Regions from separate parts of the Mus musculus genome. Here region 1 is linked to region 2. The links are chromatin contacts, found by Hi-C in ENCODE. All regions are on one chromosome and are shown on one strand. Each heading gives the region's core, a stretch centred on a gene start or an enhancer-like site at or near the end of the contact. The rest is flanking DNA. Distances are from core to core; before and after follow the strand shown. Region 1 holds the start of Tssc4 (tumor-suppressing subchromosomal transferable fragment 4). Region 2 holds the start of Sirt3 (sirtuin 3).

Region 1 (7,068 bases), core at 277-2,776, 2.2 Mb before region 2:
TCTCAGACCCCGGCCCCCCAGGGTTACCGTCCCTGTTCCGGAAGTGGTCTCTGCTCCGCTTCTTGCTGCCATGGAAACCAACAGCCTTCACACCTATGGGGCCTGATGAGGACTCAGGATGGGCAGCTTCTGAAGGTACCACCACCTCTGGCTGTCCCTGGTGGCCACTCCATTCCTCAGCCTCAGGTCCAGCGAGATGGGCTAGCTCCACAGCGGCCTCACCCCCCGCACCTGACCCAACCCCCTTCTTTAGGACCCTCTTCCTCTCAGCCCTAGCCTCACTGTCCCTCACTGGTTTGGTGAAGACCACTCTTCCCTCCCCACAGCTAGAGGGGTCCTGGTTGAAAGAAGGCACATAGTCTGTGTGGGACACCTGGCTTCGAGAGCTCAGGAAGGCCAGGGCAGCATCACGATTGCTCTGCTCACTGGCTTCAGACACATCCTCCAGACTGTATTTGGTCCAACGCTCAGGGTGTGACACATAGTCAGGGACTGGGAGTACCCTAGTCGGGCCAGTGTTCCCATGCACTCTGCTCAGGCCCCTTGCTGGAGTCTGACTTGGGGGAGTCACGGGCCGCCTGAAGCTGCCATTGTCACTCACACTGGTTTGGGGAGCAGAGCACGGTGCCTGCCGGGCTGCACTCTCCAGACAATCAAAGATGCTGTGGCTGCGCTGGGAGAAGGTAGAACTCATGCCTCGGAGGTGGAATGGCTGCACTGCAGTGGTGAGGGTGCCCGTGGGGGGCGATGGAGGGTCCTCAGGGCCGGAGTCCTCCTGGCCCTCCTCCGAAAGCCTCTCTGGGGACAACACTTGGACCTCCACACCACTAGGTAAGCTAAGGTCCGAGTCCGAGTCGCTGAGGGAGACGGTGTCAGAAGGCAGGGTGTCATCCTCGGTGGGTTCATCAGCCTCCAGGCCAGCCTCTGTCTCCGCCATACGACCTGACACCCGTCCCACCTGTAGCGAAGCAGTCCCAGTTCCGCCGTGAGGGGTGTATTTAAGGCCTCATCCCTCCCCGTCCTCCCAGGCTCCCGTCTTTCACCTCCACTATGTGTCAAGTGCCTCTACTCACAGCCGGACGGGAGGCCTCGCGAAGCTGGGTGGTTAAAGGGTATCCTAGCGCGCACAGATACAGGAGCTGCAGGTTAGGTGGGGTTAAGGAGAGAGTCAACCATGAGATCATAACAGTGTGGACATACAATAGATGAGCACTGGGAGATGCTGGTGACAGGAGATCTCCATCAGCTGCTTGTCCCATCACGGGCTCTCAGTAAAGCGCAGCCTCTCTAGGTACAAGCGCCACCCGGGTCCGGACGAAGGGCTGGCAGAAACAGGCACGGGAATGCCCTGGCCGCGGCCTTAGGGAGGCCAGTGCTCACCGTTCCAGCGTCCGTACACGCCTCAATACCCTGCCGCCTTTCTCGCAGCGTCCCGCCAGTTCCCCGGGATTCGGTCCTGTCCAGTCTCGCTCGGGTTCCTGGGAAACCGAGTCTCGGGCGATCAGATTTTCGTGGCTTCAGCGCCCGAGAAACTACAACTCCCAGAAGGCAATGGGTTCCCGCCTAATGTCAGCCGGGACTTGTAACCTTAACAAGCGTGCCAACCCGGAGCGCACACGGAAACCCACCCAGAAATGACGAAAAAGGAAAAGGCGGAGCCACGGTTCCCACAATACTCCAGGGCTAACTGCCAATCGCAAAGGGTTGAGGCCTGCAGCTTCGCCTGTCGGAAGCCGTCCCGGCCGGGTCCGACACAAGGAGGAAGTGCGTCACCACGCACTGTGAGCGCCAACCAGTTTCCTAGACATTTCCGGCCCTGGGCGGAAGTGGTGTGGGTCTTGTGCTTTGTTGGCTTTCTGGAGTGAGGCGGGGCCAAGGTCCTGGTTGGCTCTTGGCATGAAGAGACGTAGTGGTCCCTGGGGTGGGTTGGTTGGGGCTTCAGAGATTCGAAGCCGCTATCCTGGGCTCTGCCTGTCTGTGCTTCCTGACGCAGGAACGGACACTTTAGTTGCAGGACGCCGCCCCTACTAGTCAAGGCCACACATAATCCTCCTCCAGGCGTGGGGCTGTTTTCTTGTATCCTTAGGGATCAGAGTCTGAGACACCATGGGGCTGCTGCATGCGCCTCTCCTTTCCTATGTTTCTGAAGCTGTGCAGCAGGCCTCCAACAGCTTTGGCCTGGTGCCCATGGACCTCATAACATAGGATATAAAGGGCTCCTCAGACCAGAAACCAACCAAGCACGGAACAGGTTGCATAGGCGTGGGAGGTAGAGGTGGCGGAGACCTAGAATGTCCTAGTACAAGCTTGGGGTTCACCGACAAATAAGCCTACTGGGAGGCTGCTAGAAGCTGGGCCATGAATCTTGGCTAGGGCGTCTCTCCTCTAGTGGCCAATTAACTATGCCAGCAGCCTGGGGGAGGGGCGCAGACAGGAGACAAAGGGAAAGAGACAGTGGTGGTTGCCCCTGGCGTCCGGGAGGTTGCTTAGCCTGATCCTCAGTTCACAGGGGTAAGTGAACTGCCATCTTGCCTTTTACTTATTGAGACACAAGCCAGAGCCACCCAGCTCCGTGGAATCTTTTCTTGAGATGGATGGGGTAATGGGCTAACCTTTACTGTCTTGTCCCTGAAAAGGAGGGTGTTCTTGCAGCTTATCTCCATCATTCTGTGCTGAATTTCCCTGCTTAGGTGGCTCCTCCTACCCGACTCAGCCTGACCTGTCATGTCCAACAGATGAGTGGAAATGAGGTCAAGGCTGGCGTAAAGTCAGCATTGAGCTCCCAGTATAAGGAGGTACAAATGAGGGAGGACCCATATGGAGTGCTCCCAGGGTCCCAGCCCTCCCCACCCACTGTGTTCCACAGCCTCTATTGGACCTGCTCACCCTGTGCCTGGCAAAGTTCAGAGCTGATGAGCCAGGTCTCTGACACCGCTAGCACAGGAAGAGGTCTGGCAGTCCCATTAGCATGCCTGATTTTTTTCCTCCTTTATTAAATGACTGTTTCAAGATTTAATTACAGTTGAAGGTGACACGTTAGAAAGAATAAGTGCATTGAAGGCATAAGAGGGCTTACAAACCCAGCTCTTGAAATGGAGGCAGGAAAGGAACAAAGATTAAAAAGATGTGAGCAATGTGACCCACAGTGGGTTGAGTGGGTGGGCATGGCCCTCTAGCTAGGCTACAAAGCCTCTGGGCAAGTAGCTGTAGAGGAGGTTTGGCTCAGCAGGCAGAACTCTCCAGGGGTCCCAGACGTACAGGGCCCTGCAAGCCAGGGCCAGCTCCACCCCTACATCCCACATATGCCACCCATGTGTGATGTCAGCTCCCAAAAGGTAACAGGAAAAGTTCAGGACAAAAAAAAAAACTAAAACAAAAACAAAACAAAACAAAACAAAAAACTCAAAAGTAAAAAGACTAAGTGTAGCAGAGTGATACAGAAATATTATATACACAGGCCATGTCCCCCAAGGTGGCCTCTGGTCACTCCAGGGATCCTCTGGTGCAATGCAAAGGGCCTCAGTACACGGAGCTGTTCCGGATGCCACAGCACAGCACCATGCTCAGAATCATCTCAAAGATCTGCAGGAGGGAGGGGCATAGTCAGCACCTAAGGCCCTGGGAAGGATCCCACCCACCCACCAGAGACCCTGTGCTTACCATAATGACAGCTACCACAATGGCTGCAATTCCAATGAGGTACAGCTTCCCAGAGAAGAGCTCATCGATTTTCTGATGACAATCTTGCTGCAGGGATGGCAAGAGCGTGGTTAACCATCAGTGGCTAAGTCACAGCCACCACCCTACTCAGTGACAGGACCTATGTATCACAGCTTATCTTCCACCCCAAAACAAATTTAAGACACACGGACCTGCTGCCTGCAGCCTTTTGTCACAGGGGAGTGTTTTTTTACCTCACTAGCACCCTAGGGTCACCAGGGTATGAGGGACCACTCAAGAGAACAGTTTTCTGGGATGTTGCAGGGGTTAACTCAAGCTGTGAGGACCCGGTACCCCAGTAATAGAGATGGTCTATGGGACTTCTGAGGTCTTGCTCAAAGTGCTGATCTTCCTGATTGGCCACACCACCCTACCGACCACCACCACCACCTCATCCCCACTCCATGCTACCTGCAGTAAGGGGGTGAGTATGTTGCCGCCTGAGGGACACAGGCTGTTCCTCAGTATGGTGGTAGTCAGTGTGGTCAGTGCGTTGGAGCCACAACAGTTGAGCTGCAGGGACCAAGAACAACACTGTCAGCTTTGGAGCTTCAGGAGACAAGGGAAAGATCAGGCACACAGCACACCGTCACCCCAAAATACACTTGGGAGTTGTCCTTCTGCCCTGTTTGTCACCCTGCACAGGAGCCCTGTTCCTTCAAACCCCTGGGAAAATGAGGCCCATTAGATTCCTACCTGAGGACCCACAAATCATAGAGGAGACCCTTTCCTAGGCCCTGTTGTGTTGGAAAGAAAGGAGACCCATGCCCTCACACACTAGGAACCCCACAGCCTCCCCTCCTGCTTGAGCCTAGCTATACCGTCTCATGGAAAGTCTTCACCACAGCCTTGGCATTGTTGGCATCATCATCCATCACAGCTTGCTGAAGGGCCTGGTCATAGAACTGCTTCACATCCTTGGCGATCTGGGGGAGAATCATAGTCACATACAGTGTCGGGGCTACGCCCAAGAGCACTCAACTTCCCGATGGGCTCAGCCTGATGCCACCTCTTCCACTGAGCTCCCAAGACCCTGCCCCCACCCAAGCAGCAGGTCCAAGAAATTCAAAAAGCACCCTATAACTATGGGCTCAGAGCAACCCACATCTGTTGGAGGGCAGAGGGCATATCTCCCACTCGGTGAACCTAGGCTTACCTGGTCTTTGTTTACGAAGCCCCAGATGCCTGCAGCCACCTCACAGGCAAACAGGATCACAAGGCAGGTGAAGAACTAGGGGAAAGAAGAGGTCAGAGCCTTGACCAGCAAGCCCAGGCCTAGCCCACATGACCAACAGCTATGTGCCAAGGGGGTTGGCCATATCCACCAACCATGTCCTGATTAAGCATGAGCCACACAGAGCCATTGAGAGACAAGAGCCTGATACAGTCCTGCACTGAGATGTTCAAGTTCTCATAGCCTCACCTTGCATCCTACTTTGCAGGATGTGGCTGGTGTAGAAATGCAGTTGACAAAGTGTCCACAGCCTTCACTGAGGCACATGCAGCAAGACACTCCCCAACCCTAACCTCAGTTTCCTCACCTCCTTTATCCTACATTCTATGACGTGTGCTGCCTTTCCCCAGCTTCTGATACTGGCAGCGCCTCCCTCCCAGGCTGGCCAGATTCTGGCAAATCTGGGATTCAGCTTCACCAGCAGCTAGTGTGGCCAGGAGCACTAAGGTTGGCTTTAGGGGTGAGACACCCTTCTGGAGTTTATGCTTTTTTAAACAGAAACCCCCTTTTCCAACATGTATATTCATACTCAGATTCAATGGAAATCAAGCCCCTAGGAAAACCAAAACCTTGGGGAAGACATATAAGTTGCTAGGAACCCTGCTCCCCAGCCCTTCAGCCCTTTCTACTTACCGTCCCCAGCAGACACTGGGACTCCTGGATGGCCCCATAGCACCCCAGGAAGCCTACAAACATCATCACAGCTCCCACAGCAATGAGAATGTAGATGCCTGGGGAAGGGAAGACCTGAGTGAGCAGGCTGCATGAATCACACAGGAAGGCCTAACTCACAACCACAGCAGGCAGAGTTTAGCAATGTGCGCCGTTTATGCCTCCGTGTGCTGCTGGAGGAGCTGCCACTGCCACCAGGGGACAAAGCAGCAATTCAGTGACCAGAGAACATGGGTGGTCTCCATTTCACAGGTATGCTCTGCTCTGGAGCCAGTCTCCCACCACCTGCATCTGAGAACAGGAACCCTCAGCACGCACTGTAAAGGGCTGAGACGGACTATCCGTTTCAGTTAGGGGAAGTGGCTTGGGTGTCAGGAGCCAATGCCCAAGACTCCCAATACTCGGTGAGTGTGAAATCAAGGGTAAGCTATGGCAGTAACCAACTCCAGGCACCTCATCTCAGGAACACTGGTGTATAACTGTTTGGCTCACCTAACTCTAAGGACGGGATCCTGTGTGTGGGTGGATGGCTAAGAGAATGGTAGGGGAAGCTTAAGCAGAGCACCCAATGTCTGTCACAGTTTACAGGGGAGCACTGTAGCCCATGAGGTACCAACTGGGCCATGTCCCTGCCTCAGTGCCCACAATACCCCCTTCTGCCCCTGGGAAAGCCCACTGTGTCTTTGATGAGCGTTCCATCTCTTGGTCCCTCGGCAGAAGCCGTCCATCCCCCAGTCTCCACGGCAACACTGTAGGGCAGTCCAAGCTTCCTTGCACAAAGTCAGGCCCATTGTTCCCTGCCTGGCCAGACCAGAGGAGAAGGCACCATGGCCTGGACCTGCTGCCAGACTTAAAAATAGGCCAAATCCTTTGGCCTCACTAAACACGTCTGGTCCGGGGAAGGCCTCCCACCAGGGCTGCCTAGAAACTGTTTTCCCCCTTGCCTCCCAACTGGCAGAGCACCCCAGTTGTCAGGCCCTAAAACCCCAACCTCACTCTGTCTCAACAGGAGGCTCTGTCTCAACAGGAGGATACATACAGGGCACCCAACACACAGGCACTGTCCCAGGACTTTCTAGGCCCTAGGCACCCTCCTATGTCTAGCACATGTCTCATCTGAAGCCCCTGTGGTGTTGTCTGGGATGTTTAGCAAGCTCTGAATGAACTCTCCTAAGCACTAAATAAGACACCTTTTTCAGGGCCACATCTGCTCCTAGAGGGACTCAGTACAGGGGCAGCATGGGGCTCCAGAAAGCCAATTCAGATTGGCCAGGGACATGGCAGCCAGAGTAGCTTCTACCCATAGGTAGAAGAACCTGCTACAGGGTCCAGTCCCTAAGACTATTTCCCCAGTACCCAGGAGGCCATAACCAGACAGGCAGGTGGCTGAGCCGCTCTGGAACTGGAGCCTGGTATAGACTATTATGAGAACATTAGGATAG
Region 2 (6,949 bases), core at 4,447-6,946:
ATGCTTTCTTTAGGCCTCCATTGGCACTGCATGCATGTAGCGCAGACATACATGCAGGTACACACCAAAACACATACATATAGACAGAAACCTTCAACAATTCAAGAAGAAAGAGAACAGTGAAACACACTGCCTGGTGTGATGAGAGCCCACACTTTGTACACTAGACCACACGGAGTCCTGGCTGGACAGACAGCTGTGGTCACACAGGGAATGTTCTTTAAGAGTAAATGTCTTACCAGCAACTTATCCTTAAATAGGAAAACAAAAGCCCGAACCAACCAAACCAAGCAACCAACCACGCAGAGGGTGGAACACATCAGTCAAAGGCGACAGTAAGTAACAGCGGGGACATCTCGGTTAGAATACGAGAGTGCTTTGGCTTTTTTTCTCCCTGTAACTTAAAATATCTTCAAGAAAAAGTCAAAGAGGAAGAATGTCTACATTACTCTCTCTCACCTTTGTAGCCTGCAGATCGCCGATGTTTAATTTTAGAGCTCCGATTGCCGTCTTACACAAGATCACGGCTTCATCACTACTTTTTACCTGAAGAGATTAAAAAAATAAGGGAACCTCAGAAATTCAGGCACCAAACTTACAAAGCAGGCTGCTCCTTGGGCACTGACTTGACTGAGACCAGGATCATGACTTCTGAGGGTGTAGACATAAATTACGAATCACGTAAATACTAGAAAATGCTTTTCAAACTCCATACTCACCTTCTCACGAGTCTTTTCCAGAAAAGTAAGAGCCACATTAGGATCTAGAATAGAAACAAGAACGAAGTCAGACCCACCGCCAGCAGCTTCTTACCAGTTAAGACAAGATAAGCAGTTAACAGTTCCCTCTCTCCGATCATTACAAAAATCTCACACTGGCCCCCACAGTGGCCTACGTAGCTCAGGCTGTATTTACTGCCTCACCCCAGTGTTGGGAGCACAGGTGTGCATTGCTAACCTGGCCAATTTGGTATTTTCTATTATGAAACAAGGGCTTACCGGTCATCTGTCTAACCACATGGAGAATTATTTCTACCAGGGACAGAGGGTTTACCCTGAAATAAAAGCCATCAGTTTTTTAGTGTTTAAAAAGCACTAATGTACTCATTTTCAAAGTAAAAAAAACTGACAAAAAGGGATTACCTGTGCTCAAACTCACTGATGAAGTTTTCATAAAGCTGCAAAAGCAAAGACGGAGAATTAGTACAGCACGAGCCCCACTGAGAAACCAGACTCCAGAAGCTGCATCTAGTGACAGAGGCAGCACTAAGACTGGCAGGTGAGAGTGTGCCAACCACAATGCCCATCGCACAGGCAGCACTACCTAAACCTTTGTTGACGATGGGCTTACTCGAGTCCACATAAGTAATCACCAATGGATTACTGGAGAACCAGAGCTCCTGGCTGTGAGAACCAGAGCACTGATCTCTCAGAATCTTCTACACAGCTGGGTGTGGTGGCTCACACCTTCAGTCCCAGAACTTGGGAGACAGAAGCAGACAGATCTCTGTGATTTTGAGACTATTCTACAGAGCTGGTTCCAAGTCACCTAGGGTTACACAGAGAGACTGTCTTGAAAAACCAAACAATTAAAAAAAATTAAAAAAAAAATCTAAATATTTAATTCCTACATTCTTCCTCCAAGGTACTTCAAGTACAGCTGAACAAGTGTGAAATATTCTTAAACAAACAAAATAGAGTTCCTTCAGATTTCAGAAGGCTACAGGCCTTCTAAACGCTCATATTACCAAGTTTCTTAGCCAGTCAGCACACAGCAGTACTTCTTCAGACACTAGGCTAGTACTGTGGACACACCACGTGTGTCAAATGCTGAGCTTCCAAAGCTCCTACACTACTGGAGAAGACAGAACAAACAAATGCTGATATTCTTAATTTAAGAAACACAGAAACAGGGCTGGTGAGGTGGCTCAGTGATTAAGAGCACTGACTGCTCTTCCGAAGGTCCTGAGTTCAGATCCCAGCAACCACATGGTAGCTCACAACCATCTGTGATGAAATCTGATGCCCTCTTCTGGTGTGTCTGAGTCAGCTATAGTGTACTTACTTAAAATTAACAATAAATAAATCTTTGGGCCGGAGTGAGCAGAGGTCCTGAGTTCAATTCCCAGCAACCATATGATGGCTCACAGCCATCTGTACAGCTACACTGTACTCATATACATAAAATAAATAAATGAATCTTTAAAAAACAAAAACAAAAACACAGAATCGGGCTGGAGAGGTGGCTCAGCGGTTACGAGCACCTGTTGCTATTGCAGAGTTCTTATCACCCACATGATGGAGGACTCATAACCATCTGAAACACCTATTCCAGGGGATCGATTGAATGCCCTCTTCTGATCTCCAAGAGCATCAAGTATGCTTGTGGTGCACATACCCATGAAGGCAAACCATTCCTACATACAATAAAAACCATCACAAAAAGAAACAAAGATGGGGAGAGGGGCATATCAACTGAAGATTAGAAAGCAAAGAATATGAAAATATATCACTATGATATAGAACATGCAGTGTGTGATTTATCATTCCCACATAATTCTTAAGACAGAATACAAACAACTGCAAATCCTTTTTTTTTTTCCGAGACAGGGTTTCTCTGTGTAGCCCTGGCTATCCTGGAACTCACTCTGTAGACCAGGCTGGCCTTGAACTCAGAAATCCACCTGCCTCTGCCTCCCGAGTATTGGATTAAATGCGTGTACCACCACTGCCCGCTTACAACTGCAAATTCTTAAGAGTAGTAAAATGTCAAACTGATAAGTAAAAAACATTTAAGCTTCACAATGTATTCAGGAGAAATAACTAAAGCTACAATTATAAACTAATTATTCTTTACAAATTCAGATGATGACAAGAAAGTTCCAGAAAGAAGGCTTCTGGTGAGAAAATTCCTGGGTATTCCTTAAGGACTCTGACAAAGCATGGGAAAGAGTGTGTTTTTATTTTTTTTCTGCTGACAAAATTTAAAAAATGCTCCATTAGAGAGATAGCATAGTACCACGTCCCCTCAACCCTCTCACCTTCAAATGAAGAGGACTTCTCTTTTCTACACTACTCTGGCCAGAAATCTCTGGGCAAGTGGAACCCTTGTGCGTGGATGGGCTGGGAGAGCTGGGAAGTGAGGAGAGCCCTTTAAACCGTCCCTCTCCCTAGCAGTCTTGCTGTGTAACCCAGGTTAGTCTTTAACTAACCATCTTCCAGATTCAAGTTTCTAAGTGCTGGGATTGCAGGTGTGCCATTGGCCCCTTTTGGTGCTGTCTCGTGAGGTGCATGCATAGGGCCTGTGGATGGAAGCACATACTTCCAGTGAGCCATTTTCCCAGCTCTAGTCTAAACTTGTAAAAACCAGAAAGTCTGTTTCAGTGTTGGGATTTATTAGCTGTAAGCTATGGTGACTTATCTACGTCTGCTATTACATATGAGAAAGAGAGAGACTTTCTCAGTGCTGTCATGAGGGCCCAGTGCTTACAGCAGTCCGTGGCACAAAGTGATTGCTAAAAGATGCAGCTTAGTGTGACCACCATAATGCCGCCCCTTCCCCCCACTCTTGTCTTTAAATGTCCATGAGCAGAGTTGGGCCTGACACTGCATATATTTAATGACAGCACTTGGAGGAGGCTAACCACTGGTGGACTGTGAATCCAATCCCGGTCTGGTCTACAGAGCAAGTTCCAGGCCAGTCAGAGCTATACAGCCACAGCTAATCTCAAACAAACCAACCAACCAACCAACCAAGCAAGCAAAAATTGTCTGGAGACGTGGCTCAGTGATAGTTTAAGAGCATTTTGAAGACTCAAACTGGGTTCCTAGCACCTACACCAGTTGGCTTACAACTGCCTGCAACTCCAGTTCCAGGAGATCTCTTCTGGCATCCTTGGGCGCACACACGTTAAAAGTAAATAAAAATGAATAATAATAGTTTGTAATTATATTCAACATCGTCTGAGCTGTCTGGTAAGTCATTACCTTAATGAGACCATCTCCTTGGGCAAAGCATGGGTCCTGCACAAAATCAAGCACCTCAAGTGTCAGCTGATGCCACAACCTACAAAACAAAAAGCCCTCAGTCCCACATCCTAATGTGAAGAAAAGGATGCCTTCAGCCTTGACGGTCCCATCAAACACCAAGTATTTCCCAGGTCCCACTGCACAGCCAGGAGTTAAAGCAAGCGCCAGCCAATTCAAGCCTATTTCTGGACTGACTTTGCTTGCACCCCCTAGTCACTTATCCTTTCAAGACTCAGTTTTCTTAGGTAACACTGGAGAACACTTTTTGAGACAGCGTCAACTCCCACTCTGAGTGTCAACTGGAATTCCAATGCCACAACCTACAAAACAAAAAGCCCTCAGCCCCACATCCTAATGTGAAGAAACGGATGCCTTCAGCCTTGAAGGCATTGGTTGTGACTTTAGAATTCTACAGCTATATTTTGAACTCCATTCTCTCTTACTTATTAGCTGAATACCTCACAGAATAGAAAACTGATATTCAATCTTATCTGTCAATAGGAAGGATGAAATAAGCCAATACTTTAAAAAAGCCAATATATGAACCTTTAGGACACCGAAATAGCATACTTCATACCAAGACTAAAGGATAATATTTAATAATAGAGATAAAAGTGTTTTGAAAAACACAAAATGTTACACCATATATAGGCAGGTACATACTAAACACTGAAAAATTTCTCTTGAAATCACTAAGAGTTTTAACTGCTGGACATTGTCATGTGGAAAGGTTCTGAGGAAGAGGTGTTTTTTCATAGGCAAATTCTTATATCAAAGTCAGCAATTCGTAATTGTTCTTATCAAAGCTGGTAAGGCTGGAACGCAGGGAGTCTAGATACAGAACCCTGTTAACAGCTCTGCTCCTAAGGCTATCTCGACCCCTTTCCTCCACATCCCTGACCCTCCGGACTGATCAGAGCCCCTGGCCCTCCCACAGTCCTCTCCCTCCCGCCCCAGCCTCGGAGCTCACTTCTTCGTGTACAGCTCTTCCAAACGGTGCCAAACGGCAGCCTGGCCCGGCCCGGAGCTCTGACTCTGCTGTAAGAAGGCCGGCACATCCTTCATGATTGCAGAGAGCTGGGAACAACACAAGCACTAAGCAGTCAGAACCGGCAGGGATGGCGCACGGAAGTGCTCGCTCACTTCCGGCACCGCGGGCGCGCGGGGCATGCTGGGAGCGTCCCACTAGCCTCACGGGTTGCGGTCGTCAAGGTAACCGCGTTCTTGACTTCCGCTAAACTTCTCCCGGGTTTCTGGCCCTGCCCTTGAGGCATTAAAGAGTAGAGGTGCCTGGGGACAGCTAGCCACTGACTGGTCACGTAGCCTCAAGCCTGCAGACTTGGGTCCTCTGAAACCGGATGGCGTTTGGCGAGGACTAGGTGTGATGCAAATCGCTCAGAGAGCATTAGTTATCACCCGCCTACTCAAGGAGGTCGAGAGCGGCGTAAAACGATGAAATCTCCCGGTTTGGCTTCCCAACCAATAAGTCAGAGTCCCACAGAGGGAGAAGCTGCCAGCACCAGGCATAAACACAGCCTTCCACACTTCGGGTTATCGTGCGGGGGCTGGGCTGGGCTCGGCCGAGGGAAGGCGCCGGAGGGCGGCACTTGGCCAGAGGGGGGGCGGGAGTAAGAGTGCCGAGAGGGCGGGGCTTGGCTCACGGGGGCGGGGATTCGGATGGCGCTTGACCCTCTAGGCGCCGTCGTCCTGCAGAGCATCATGGCGCTAAGCGGTCGACTGGCATTGGCCGCGCTCAGACTGTGGGGTCCGGGAGGTGAGCCACGGCAGGGGAGACACGGGATCTCGCAGATAGGCTATCAGCGGCGTTTTAGGGGCGGGTAGCTGGAAGCAATTGTGGGAGTAAGGACCCGGCAGGCGCGCCCTTCTACAAGGTTTTGCTGACCGGCCATCACTACCTTCTCCTTAAAGGTGTTTTTCTATGTAACTATTGCAGCACAGTCTTTGAAATATTTTATAGAAGTTCGTTGTATGGATGTCTTATAATTTATATCACCATTTCCTTATTGAATACTTTCTAATCTTGAATTATTACAAATAACGTGATAAATAAACGTGTTTGCACCCCATTTGGACCACAAATTCTCAGTAGACAGCCTTGGGTAAGGTTACGTGGTTTGTATTATTTTGAGACTGGTCTCTTGTTCAAACTGGCCTTCAGCTGGCTGTGTGAAGGAGGATGACCTTGAACTCCGGATCCACCTTGCTTCCACCTCCCTCCAAGCGTCGGAGACTACAGTCACATGCCACCACATCCAGCTGTTACTTGTGTTTTAATTGTCCCCCATAAAGGTTGTGAAACTAAAAATTTTTACCAACAGTCATACTGTCTGCAAAATAGTAACATGTCTCATAGAGTCCTGAGAGTGATCAATAATAGGGATATTTTCAGTTTGAAATAAGTGAGTATATTAAGTTAGAGAGAAATCATCACACTGCATATTCAAAAAAAAAAAAAAAAGTCAGCAGACGTCTATTGGCTATCTTTAAGGTAGCTCGGTGGAACTCCCAGTAAAGAGTCCTTGCCAGAACAGAGTGACCCTTTCAGTGAGGTTTTTAGTAAAGCAACAGATGGAAGTAATATCAAATTGGACACTTGCTACATCTAACAGAAACTGGCAGAGAAAGTTGAGATAGTCATTTGGAGCTCCCAGGTGGGCTGTCCCTCTGTCTGAGCTGCGGGATTTCCTTCCTACTGGAGGGCACATTCTTTTTCTTGCAGATACTTTCCTATACTGGGATAAACTATAGTGACTTCCACTGGAAACCGTTTCCCTTCTGTTCTCAAGGGCACAAGTGTTTTCACTCTTGGGCTGTTTTGCTGTTCTCTCTCTGTCCTTTTACATAGTTAGGGGAGCCAGCCCTCCAGACTTTGGACTTTGAGACAAACATGGGTCTGGCAT

What was found. A loop is a pair of places that touch in the nucleus more often than their neighbours do.
Region 1: a loop to region 2 is called in a map of T-helper 2 cell, with 7 times the contacts of the local background. The contact joins the promoter of Tssc4 here to the promoter of Sirt3 in region 2. A Hi-C loop is called at or near these places in 2 of 37 maps with a recorded cell type or tissue (T-helper 17 cell and T-helper 2 cell).

The regions. Positions count from the first base shown.
Region 1 is chr7:143,063,826-143,070,893 of GRCm38, reverse strand. Tssc4 (tumor-suppressing subchromosomal transferable fragment 4) reads right to left here and starts at 1,526. Exons shown (of 3, transcript NM_020285.2): 1 at 1,381-1,526; 2 at 1,044-1,139; 3 at 1-958. The coding sequence starts at 937. It overlaps Cd81 (CD81 antigen), which reads right to left. Exons shown (of 8, transcript NM_133655.2): 3 at 5,588-5,685; 4 at 4,877-4,951; 5 at 4,542-4,646; 6 at 4,132-4,233; 7 at 3,661-3,747; 8 at 2,964-3,582. The coding sequence ends at 3,520.
Region 2 is chr7:140,880,616-140,887,564 of GRCm38, reverse strand. It overlaps Sirt3 (sirtuin 3), which reads left to right and starts at 5,696. Exons shown (of 7, transcript NM_001127351.1): 1 at 5,696-5,802. It overlaps Psmd13 (proteasome (prosome, macropain) 26S subunit, non-ATPase, 13), which reads right to left and starts at 5,171. Exons shown (of 13, transcript NM_011875.4): 1 at 4,999-5,171; 2 at 3,987-4,065; 3 at 1,143-1,177; 4 at 999-1,054; 5 at 720-763; 6 at 460-546. The coding sequence starts at 5,093.